Linked DNA regions of Homo sapiens: region 1 is linked to region 2. Evidence: read pairs that join two places in POLR2A ChIA-PET (ENCODE). Cell type or tissue: MCF 10A. All regions are shown on one strand. Each heading gives the region's core, and the rest is flanking DNA. Links, peaks and the distances in the headings are about the cores only. Region 1 overlaps S100A7A (S100 calcium binding protein A7A). Region 2 holds the start of S100A9 (S100 calcium binding protein A9).

Region 1 (5,375 bases), core at 168-5,167, 64 kb after region 2:
GTCCTGGTGTCTGCCTCTGCACCGTTCCCTAAATGCAGCCACCTTGGCAGGTTCCAGGTGGAAGTTGGTAGAAGGCCCCTGCCAGGTCACAGCAATGCTCTCCTTGTCAAGGCATGGACCAGGGTCATTCAGACACATTCAGATACTGCACTGAGAAGGAGCTGGCATCTCTCAGTGTGCTCCTGCCCTCCCACTCCTGCCCCAGCTGTTCTCCAGGGCTTGGGGAAACAGAAACCACTCACATAGGGATTCCTGGATGGCTTCAGGTTCAGCGCCCTTGGGGCTATGAATGGGAGGCTCAGCAGTGCCCTGAGGATGGGCTTCCTTGTCCTGTGGCCTCTGCTCCAGGGGCAGTGTCCTTTCCCTGTGCTGTGTGCTTGTGTGCATGTGCCTATGTGGGTGACCCTGTGGAAGTGAGAAGGAGTCACTGTGATGCTTAGCTGTCCTAAATGATGGTTTGCTCAATGCCAGGACTGGGTTTCTGGTGATGAATGAATATTCCAGATTTTGAGGAGCTCTAAGTGGTCCAGGAGTCCAAGTAAGCAGTCTGGCTGGAATAAGGCAGCATCACGGAAATTCTGTAAGGACTGACACAGAGAGCTCATGCTGACTGTGATGAGAAATTGCAGCACCTCTATCTCGCAGGTAATGGAGTAGTTTGTTATTGGTAGTCTACTCCAGGCCAGGCAGTGTGTTATGGGCTGAGGATGCAGAAACAGGCAGGACACAGTGCTGTCCTAGCAGTGCACTGGCGGGTCTCTCCATGCAGGCCACAACACAGGGTCAGTGTTCACCTGGTGTCACTTCCAGGCAATGTTCTGTGCAGCCGCTCTTAGTATTCTTCCTTGAGGCTCACATCATGTGTCCCTATCACTCTTACTACTCTGGTCAGTCTCCAGCTAACCTCTCAATCAGGCAAACATTCTTCTTGGAGGAATCAGGCAAACATCTCAAAAATTCTCTTTCCATCCTACCAGCAGCAGTGTGTAAGATGGGCTATTTGTTCTTTGGAATGACTGCTCCACTCCACACTCACACCTCTATTCACAGACCAGCATCTCCTCTCCTTATCAGGAACATTCCTTCCTGAACATATTCTGCACCTCGTCAGCCTTCAGGACTGATCTGCCATTTTCACCTCTAAATCCCCATGTCTGACCATTAGTTTTCTTCTCTTTCCTTCTCTCCCTTTCTCATTCTCATTCCACCTGTTCTTGGAACTCACGGAGACCTACAGTCCCTGGGCTTTCATTTTCTCCTCCCAGCCCCCTGCTGCCTTCTCTATGCAGCCTGCCCTCCATCATCCACCCCAGAATTGCTCTCTTTCCTCTCTTAGCTCTGTTGCCCACTTTCCTTGGGCCATACCTTCCCTGCAGATCTCCAGCCCAGAACCATCTTCCCCTGTTGTCCTCCTCTCTCCTCCACCGGGACTGCTGGTCACTGCTTAGAACCGTCATGCCAGGGTCCCAAAAGTGTGGGTGCCTGACTTCCTCTCTGTGCAGCACTCTCTGAATCCCTCCTATTCACCTTGCTGCTGTTATTCCCCGAATGCGCAACATACCCCCCATCAATATATCTCAGTATTTCATGTCTCAATACCAATCTTTTAAACTACTGCCTCTACCAGAAATGTCTTTTAATACTTCTTCTGTCTCATTAACATTACATTTCAAGGCTGAGCTTTAATGTCAGTGTCTCTTAGACATTCAGAGGGTGAACCACCATCCCTTCACCCCAAAGAAATGATCTCTGCTTCATTTGTGCCTCCCTCACCATGACCCCACTCTTACCATAGTGGCTACATTACTTCAGATTCCCCTAATGTCTTTCCAGCCAGACTTGGAATCATGGAGGGAAAACATTGTTACCTCGGATCTCCTGGTTACCCAGCACATAGTAGTACTGGATTCCAGCTCATAATAAGTACTCTATATCATTTTTCAATATAAAATGTATTTGTGCAAATTCTAGTCAATACTACTTTATGTAAACAGCAGTGTAAAATCCAAAAACTTCCAGTCCTGGAGGCAGGTTGTGCAGCTTAGGGGAGGACCCCAGAATCTGGACCCCAGAGTCTGGAAGCAGGCCAGAAAGGATAAGGCAAATGACTGAACAGTTCCCTCAGGACTCACGTACTGATCTCCCAAAAGAAGAGAGGGTCTCCCTGGGGTGGGGTTGCTGGACCTTCAATCCATCGCTACAGTCCAGAAGGCAATTGGCCACTCCTAATGTGGGCCTGCCCTCCCTTTATTTTTCCAGTTCTTATTTCACCTGATAATATTCCGTCCAATTGGCAATGGCACATAAAAATTAGGATGGAGTGTGTGGACAAATACTTCTTCATCTTCTTGTCTAGGTTTTAGAAATCACCTTCTCAAGGGAGCCTTGTCTAATGTTCCTGAGACTATTTCACACTCTCCATGCTTATGTCAATGCAGGACTCATCACATCTATTCGGATATTCTGTTTACACACCCATGTCATCCCAGAGAGGTGATCACAGGGCAGGGACACATGTGTGGCATACAGTTCCTAGTTAAGATCCCAAATCCTGAGATATTGCTGATTTGCTATGGCAGGTCGTCAAGAGAACTGTGTCATTCCAAACTCACCAAGGTGGCTTATAGAACAGAAGCAGATGGATATGAAGAGGAGAGGGGACCAGACCATCTCCGCAACCACAGCCCAGAGCTCCAGTCACCAGATAGAAAATTGATTTGATTTCATCCAATATTCCTTCGAAAGAGTGTCAAGGAATAGGGTGGGGCAATGTGTCATTCTGCATTGGAAGGAGGACATTTTAGAGCAAGGCCTAAGGGCACAGGTATTAGTGTCATATTGATCAGAATTCAACCTTTGTTCTAACACATACTAGAGCAAGAATTTACTTGATTTGGAATAATTAATAGCTACTGGACATTATATTGGTACTAAAGAGAAAGAATACTTGACAGCTCTATGCCCACACTCACATTACAGCTGATGTGAAAGAGATTCTGGAAATCCAAATGTTCCCCAGAAATTCTGATATCAAAACATTCCAATAACTTTTTTTTTTCAGGCGCAGTCTCACTCTGTCGCCCGGGCTGGAGTGCTGTGAGCTGTCCGTGGTGCTGAATTCACTGTGACGTCACTCCTGTCTCTCTTTGCTTTCTTCTGACTGACATTTATTCAGCCTTCTCTACAGGAATCTCTTATGTTCCCCCACATGCAGGTGGTTTTTCAGTAGGCTCCTGAAGAGTGATCTCAACTTTCCAGGAAGAAAAGAGGGCAAAGGGAACAATGTGAAAAGAAGCAGAAAATCATAAAAGACCATGTGTTTGATAAACAACCAGATTGTTTCTGGTTCCCTGCCACTATAAAAACACCATGAGAGCATACTCATACATGTTCCCTTATAAATCTGCGAGGTAGTTTCTTTGGTATTCTTGCCCAGGAAATGGGTTGATTCATCACAGATTTTATATATATACTTTTTTTTAACTAAGTGTGAGATAATATCTTATTGTTTTTGTAACTTGCATTTTACAAGAGTTCTGACCAGCACCAGATAAGCTTCAGTGCTCTCCTTTCTTTGGCCTTAATATTATTGGATTAAAGAATTACTGCCTCTCACTAGGAGCATCATTTATTTACCATTATTTTCAATTTCATATTAAAACTCAATTTCTAGTAGAGTCTTTGGTTTCCTTGGTTTATTTTTCTATTTAAATATTTTTTATCTTTTATTATTCTTTACCATGTTTTGAAGTAAATTAAAGCAGTTAATATGAGCCAATCAACTTCTTTGGGAATTACATAGAAGAGCATGAGAGCCTTTATTTCAGGCAATGCAACAACGTAACTTTAAAGAAATTTAAAGTGGAACTCCAACTCATATCCACATTGCTCTATGCACAGTTAGCATTATTACATCCGAGCTACATTTACTTCATAATCTGCTGCCACAGTATTTGTCTACCCACTTCTCCACGAATACCTTCCCTAACCTCATATTGCCTCCCACTCCTTAACACCACAAACAATACTATGGGGAACATCATTATATATATTTCCTTATGTATCTGTGTGAATATTTTTTGGAATATATATATATATATTCCAAAAAGTAGACTACCTGGGACACAGACTCTATGTGCTCTTGGCTTGACTATTGTTTTCTTACCAACAGTACCAAGAGTTCCTATAGCTCAGCATTACTGCCAATATGTCTGCTTCTGGTTATGGAATACTTTCATAGCAGACTAATTATCCTAACAAAACATAGAAAACGTGGATGAAAATCAGAAAATTTTCTGCTTCAAAGCATCAAAAAGCTACCAAGTAACCAGGACTTGAAGGCTCTGGTTATCCAAGAGAAAGAAGACTCGATCAATGCACTCAAAATTAAAGCTGCTTCTCTTCCTGAGGAATTTATCATTTCTCAAGTAGTTTGTACAAAGAAGTTAAAAACCAAACAGAAAGTAACTTCTAAGAGACAAAGAAGATTATTTGCGACTTTAATAGTCATTCAGGGCTGGTGAGATTAAAATCAGTGTTGAGGACTTCCAACACAGCCAGAACTTGAAAAGCCAAGAATTTAGATAAAAGAGAAGCAACAAATGGTGAGTTGATTACTCTAATTTTCTCCCTTTGAGGCATGCGTCTTTTCACAAGTTGCACAGGACAAGAGGTACAGACCATCAGAAAATCTTTGTTAAAAACCTAAATAGCTAGTAAGAGCCTTTAGGAGATAAACATCAAAGCTCAGAGGATTTCCAAGGTAGAGGTACCCTTCTAAACATTCCAGGATTTCAGTTAGAACACCTAAAGTGCTACTCCTAGGAATAAGTATATGGATCAGAAATATAAATCCTAAAATTTAGTTTTGAATCAACTTTATCCTAGATTGGATTTAAATGATCTGCTACTTGAATTCCTTTCCAGAAGCTAAAGAAAATTCTCTAGAGGGAGAGAAAATCATCCATATCCTGAAATAAAAAAAATTCATTTTTAATGTTCAGCATTCAAAAAAGCCAAGTACACCAACAGAGAAGATAAAAATAGGAAATGGAAATAAGAGAAGACAATAGAAGATGTAAACAAACCGAGAGATGATAAGCCAGGCACAGAAAGATAAATATCACATGTTTTCACTCATCTGTGGGAGCTAAAAAAAAAAAAAGTTGGTCTCATGGAGGTAGGGAGAATGATGGTTACTAGAGGCTGGGAAAGGTGAGTGGGTGGGGTGAAGGGAGATTGGCTAAACAAATAGAAACATCTAGCTATATAGAAGGAATAAGATCTAATGTTTTATGGCAGAATAGGGCAACTATAGTTAACAAGAGTGTATTGTATATTTCAAAATAGCTAGAAGAGAAGATTTCATATGTTCT
Region 2 (5,375 bases), core at 89-5,088:
GCTGGCTGCTGGCTGGGTTTCCTCTATTAGCTTAAACAATGGAAGGTGGACTTGGATAGGAAATCTACCTCATGTATTCCTGAGCTGTGTCTGCACCGTTCATTCATTCGTAGGCGACTCATGTATTCAAGCACTCATTTATTTATTAGATGCTTGCTGTGTGCTTAGCACTGTGCCAAGCCCTGTCCTTAGCTACCAAGAGTTTAAAACGTAATTTGGAAGACAGGATATAAGATTATGTCTCCCCTTTGTATTGCGACTCACTCATCAAGTTCTCCCAGCATCTAGCATTCATATCTGGCACTCAGTAGGTGCTCAACAAATATTTGTTGCATAAATGAATGAAAAGATTATTAGTAATAATACCTTTTATTTACTGAGCTCTTCCCAACTTTCCATGTATTGTCGCAATCCTCAAGGTAAGTCCTGATATTATCCTATTTTATTGATAAGAAAAGTAAGGCACAGAGAAGTTAAGTAAACTGCCTAAGGTCACACAGACAGTCTGAAGTCTTAACCACTACTCCAGGTGCATCTCAGCAGTGTGAGGCAGGCCATGCTTAGGGCCAATGCTTAGCACACACAGAGATTGCCTCAGGCTTTCAGAGGACAAAGCAGTCAGGAGGGGCTGGGGCAATAAAGGAAGGCTTCATGGAGACAGAACAAAATAACCAGTGCAGGTAGAAGAAGAGAACCATCTTTCCTGATAGAGAGAGGGGGCAGCAAGCAAGAGGGAGTCCCAGGGTGGATCATCCATACTGGCTTCCAGGGGTGACGGGAAAGGATGCCAGCAAGGACTTCAGCAAGGATCAATCAGCAAATCCGAGGGTGTCTCTCTTGCCAAGCCCCGGGCTGTGTGCATAGGAGAAGGAGAACATGAATGAGAACCTACCTTTGAGGATCTACAGCCAATTGTTGGACAGAGGCAAAATATGTATATAATTTTACTCCAGGAAAGCAAGTGTTGAGAGCCAGAAGTGGTATGAGAATCATAGTCAGGAAGACAGAAACTGTTTCCAAATGGGAAGCACAGAGCAGTCTCCTTGGAAGAGAGTGCATTAGAACTGAGCCGTGGGGGCGGGCAGGATATCACTGTGGAGTAGGGGAAGGGCACTCCTGGGGTGGCAAGGTGGGAGGTGGGCCCTGTGTTCCCACAGTGGGCAGGGAGGTAGTGAAAGGGAAGCTGGCCGGACAGGCAGGGCCATTCCAAGAGGGCTTTGTGCGCAGGGCTAAGCCAAGCTTTCTCCATAGGCAATGGGGAGCAACTGGAGGTTCGTAGCAGGAGAAGGACACATCTTGCCCACCAGGAGGCTAAGTAAAAACAGTTGTCTCCCAAGTTATAAGTTCCTGGAACCCTTGCTGGGAGCAGGATTTAGAAAAATGATGCTGAGAGATGCTAGAAACATATTCGCCCTGAGGCTCTCTCACTCAGACTGCAAGAGGAAGGTATCATCAGAATTGCCCTTAACCAGGAACCAGAATAGCTGGGTCCCCTTCCTGCCAAGTCAGCAACCAGCTATGTGACCTTGCTCAGGTCCATCTCCGGGTGTCAGTTTCTTCATCTACAATGCAAGAGGGTTGCCCACCTCTGAGAACCCTTCTAACCCCAAATCTCACCCTATGAATCTAAGAACACCAACCCCTCGCCATCCTAAGTATCACAGAGCCAGGCAAGCATGGGTGAGAGCTCAGACCATCCTTGTTGGACTAAAAGGAAGGGGCAGACTGCCCATGGGGGGCAGCCGAGAGGGTCAGGCCCCCATAGGTCCTCAGCCTGCTTCAACCTCAAAGGGGATGGGGGGCTGAGTGGTGCCAGAGGAGCAGCAGGCTCGCTCGGGGAGAGTAGGGCCTTAGGATAGAAGGGAAATGAACTAAACAACCAGCTTCCTCCCAAACCAGTTTCAGGCCAGGGCTGGGAATTTCACAAAAAAGCAGAAGGCGCTCTGTGAACATTTCCTGCCCCGCCCCAGCCCCCTTCCTGGCAGCATTACCACACTGCTCACCTGTGAAGCAATCTTCCGGAGACAGGGCCAAAGGGCCAAGTGCCCCAGTCAGGAGCTGCCTATAAATGCCGAGCCTGCACAGCTCTGGCAAACACTCTGTGTGGCTCCTCGGCTTTGGTAAGTGAGCTGCCAGCTTCCCCAGGCAGAAGCCTGCCTGCCGATTCCTTCTTTCCTTCCCTGACCCAACTTCCTTCCAAATCCTCCTCCTAGAAGCCCTCCTTGGTTGGCCCTGCCTACTTTAAAGCTTCTTTCACATTTTCTTAGGTCATGTTCCCCTGGGGCCTCCTGCCCTCAAATGCTTTGCTTTTTGGCACTCTGTAGATATTCTAAAAAATCATTTTGTACATGTGTGTGACAGGCCATCTCCCAGTTAAGTTGCAGCCTGTGCTTTCTTTTTATTTTGCACTTCCCCCACTATTTCTGTGAGTGCTTAGTAGGAAGTGTCAAAGAAGCTTGACAGCATTTTCTTCTAAGTGTCCCAACTCTTGGTTTTCCATTACACAGACAGAGTGCAAGACGATGACTTGCAAAATGTCGCAGCTGGAACGCAACATAGAGACCATCATCAACACCTTCCACCAATACTCTGTGAAGCTGGGGCACCCAGACACCCTGAACCAGGGGGAATTCAAAGAGCTGGTGCGAAAAGATCTGCAAAATTTTCTCAAGGTAGGGCTGGACTCTGGCAGGTCTGACCCAGCCTCACCGCAGTTTGGGTTGACAAGGGAGGATGGGAGTATGGGCTACAGCAATCAAGGGGAAGATTTGAGCTCCTGGAGCCCAGCCCCAAGACGCAGCGAGTGTCCTGTTATACAGGGCAGGTGCTCACAGTTACACAGGACGACAGGGTCAAGAAATTGCTCAATTGAACACCTGCTATTTGTCGGGCCCTGTTCTGGGCAGAGGGATGTAGTGGTAAATGGGGAGCCCACTATTCCAGTGGAGGGAGACACACAGTAAAGTTGTTGGCCAATAAAGAGCACAGATAAAGCCAAATGCCAATAAGTGCCTGGAAGAAAATGAGATAGAGTGCGCTGTGGGCAATGGGGCTGGGTGGGGTGGAGGTGACCAGTTAGGGTACATGAGAAGGGCCTCTTTGAGGAGGTAACATTTGAGCTGAGCCCCGAATGTTGGGGAGGGAAGCCCCTGAGGATGACACTTGGCACAAAGCTGAGGAGACCCTAAGCCTCAGGCGGGAACTTGGGGTGGAAGACTTGGGGGCTTTTCTAATCCTAAGGGTCTGCGGTGGAAAATGAATGCATAAAGAGCACATGGAGAGCACCTGCACAGCACTCAGGGAACTGGGAGGTTTTTCCCCCGCTCCAAAAATGATTAGGCAGTTCTAAGAAAAAGGCTGAGCACTTCCAACAGCCTTTTTGTTTTCTTTTCAAATTTGGGGAAAGTCGGGAAACAGAGGCCTGCATTAAGAAGGGTGGAACACATGGGTCTCAGTCTCAGTTCCAGTCCCGGAGCCAGACATCCTGGGGTAGGTCCCCAGCCCTCCCAGTGCCCCTCCCTCCGCCTTGGTAAGGTGGAGAATTGCAGCCTTCAGAGTTAGGGGCCCTGACAGCTCTCCATAGGTGGAGGCCTCAGGCAGGCAGGATGCTGGGTGGGGTAGGCAAGAAAGGGCCCAGCAGAGAGGCCGCATGGCAAAACTATCCTCCATGTGACCCCCTATGCCCGCTTCACCCCCCACCTGACATCCCCCACCAGAAGCAAAGCGATGCTGTGGGAAAGGAAGCAGAGCCTCATGGATGGGCTGCACAGGAGAGTGCTCGCATTGGCTGGGTACCCCACAGGTTCTGGGAGGGGACTTAGCGAGGTGACTCAGCCAGAGGGTGGCAGAGCTGGAACCAACCAGTGCTCTCTTGGACCCCGCCTGGGTCTGGGTCTTCCACCTCCCCTGATGTCTCTCCTTTTTTTTTTTTTTTTTTTTTTTTTGAGACAGAGTTTCGCTCTTATTGCCCAGGCTGGAGTGCAACGGCACAATCTCGGCTCACCACAACCTCCACCTCCTGGGTTCAAGCGATTCTCCTGCTTCAGCCTCCAGAATAGCTGGGATTACAGGCATGCACCACCATGCCTGGCTAATTTTGTTATTTTTTGTAGAGACAAGGTTTCTCCATGTTGGTCAGGCTGGTCTCGAACTCTTGACCTTAGGTGATCTGCCTGCCTCGGCCTCCCAAAGTGCTGGGATTACAAGCATGAGCCACCCTGTCCGACCATCTCCCCTTTTATACTTTATCACACCCTTGAGGTCAGCGGAGCACATACTCTGCTCTCTGACCCTCCATCTCCCCTGCCCACACCTAGTTTTTCTAGGTGTTTCCCCGTTGTATTGGTTGAAATAAGTTTCACTAATTGGTAACCTCCAGAGGGAAGGGAAGGGAGGGCAGGGGAAGGAGTGAAGTGCAGAGGGGTAGCAGAGTGGAACTGGCCTCTAAGTCAGATCTGAATTTGCATGCCCTCAATAGTCAAGCTGTGAAAACTAATGACCCTCTCTAGGACTGGTTTCAAGTCTTCCTCCAGGAAGATACCATTCCTAGCTGTTAAAGTTGTTATAAGGACCAAATGAGGTGACATTTCCAGGCTTACTCATGCCATGACCAGGGCAAGACCCTGGAACTCAGCTTCCTCTTCTATAAATAGAGAATCAGCACCCAAGTCACAGGGTCATGGAGGGAATAAACTGGAGAGCGTTTGGTATGTGCTCAGTGTCTGCTCCATTGTGCGCACTCAGCCTATGGTCATTTTTAATTTTTAAATCCAGCCCCAGGGTGAGGCTTCCCTTGTACATTTGCCAGCTGGTCATTTACTGTGCTCCCAGTCCCCACCTCTGGCCACACCCAGCTCTCACAGCCTTCTCTCCCCACCCGCAGAAGGAGAATAAGAATGAAAAGGTCATAGAACACATCATGGAGGACCTGGACACAAATGCAGACAAGCAGCTGAGCTTCGAGGAGTTCATCATGCTGATGGCGAGGCTAACCTGGGCCTCCCACGAGAAGATGCACGAGGGTGACGAGGGCCCTGGCCACCACCATAAGCCAGGCCTCGGGGAGGGCACCCCCTAAGACCACAGTGGCCAAGATCACAGTGGCCACGGCCACGGCCACAGTCATGGTGGCCACGGCCACAGCCACTAATCAGGAGGCCAGGCCACCCTGCCTCTACCCAACCAGGGCCCCGGGGCCTGTTATGTCAAACTGTCTTGGCTGTGGGGCTAGGGGCTGGGGCCAAATAAAGTCTCTTCCTCCAAGTCAGTGCTCTGTGTGCTTCTTCCACCTCTTCTCCAACCCTGCCTTCCCAGGGCTCTGGGCATTAGACAGCCCTGTCCTTATCTGTGACTCAGCCCCCTCATTCAGTATTAAC

What was found. ChIA-PET counts read pairs that join two places held together with the same protein. Peaks named below come from ENCODE experiments on the same cell type or tissue, not always from the same donor. Only the 100,000 strongest peaks of a DNase experiment are listed, where the experiment ranks them.
Region 1: POLR2A ChIA-PET joins it to region 2 with 5 read pairs; 2 of 35 experiments call an interaction of 5 or more read pairs at or near these places.

The regions. Positions count from the first base shown.
Region 1 is chr1:153,419,546-153,424,920 of GRCh38, forward strand. It overlaps S100A7A (S100 calcium binding protein A7A), which reads left to right. Exons shown (of 3, transcript NM_176823.4): 3 at 1-3,677. It also overlaps a transcript of S100A8 not described here. Among named protein-coding and RNA genes, the nearest start is that of S100A7A, 5.7 kb to the left of the region's middle. In MCF 10A, for the core only: no CTCF peak of the experiment used is centred there; a DNase peak (open chromatin) is centred at 3,106.
Region 2 is chr1:153,355,762-153,361,136 of GRCh38, forward strand. It overlaps S100A9 (S100 calcium binding protein A9), which reads left to right and starts at 2,093. Exons shown (of 3, transcript NM_002965.4): 1 at 2,093-2,120; 2 at 2,508-2,672; 3 at 4,883-5,262. The coding sequence starts at 2,523. The coding sequence ends at 5,077. In MCF 10A, for the core only: no CTCF peak of the experiment used is centred there; DNase peaks (open chromatin) are centred at 1,470 and 2,010.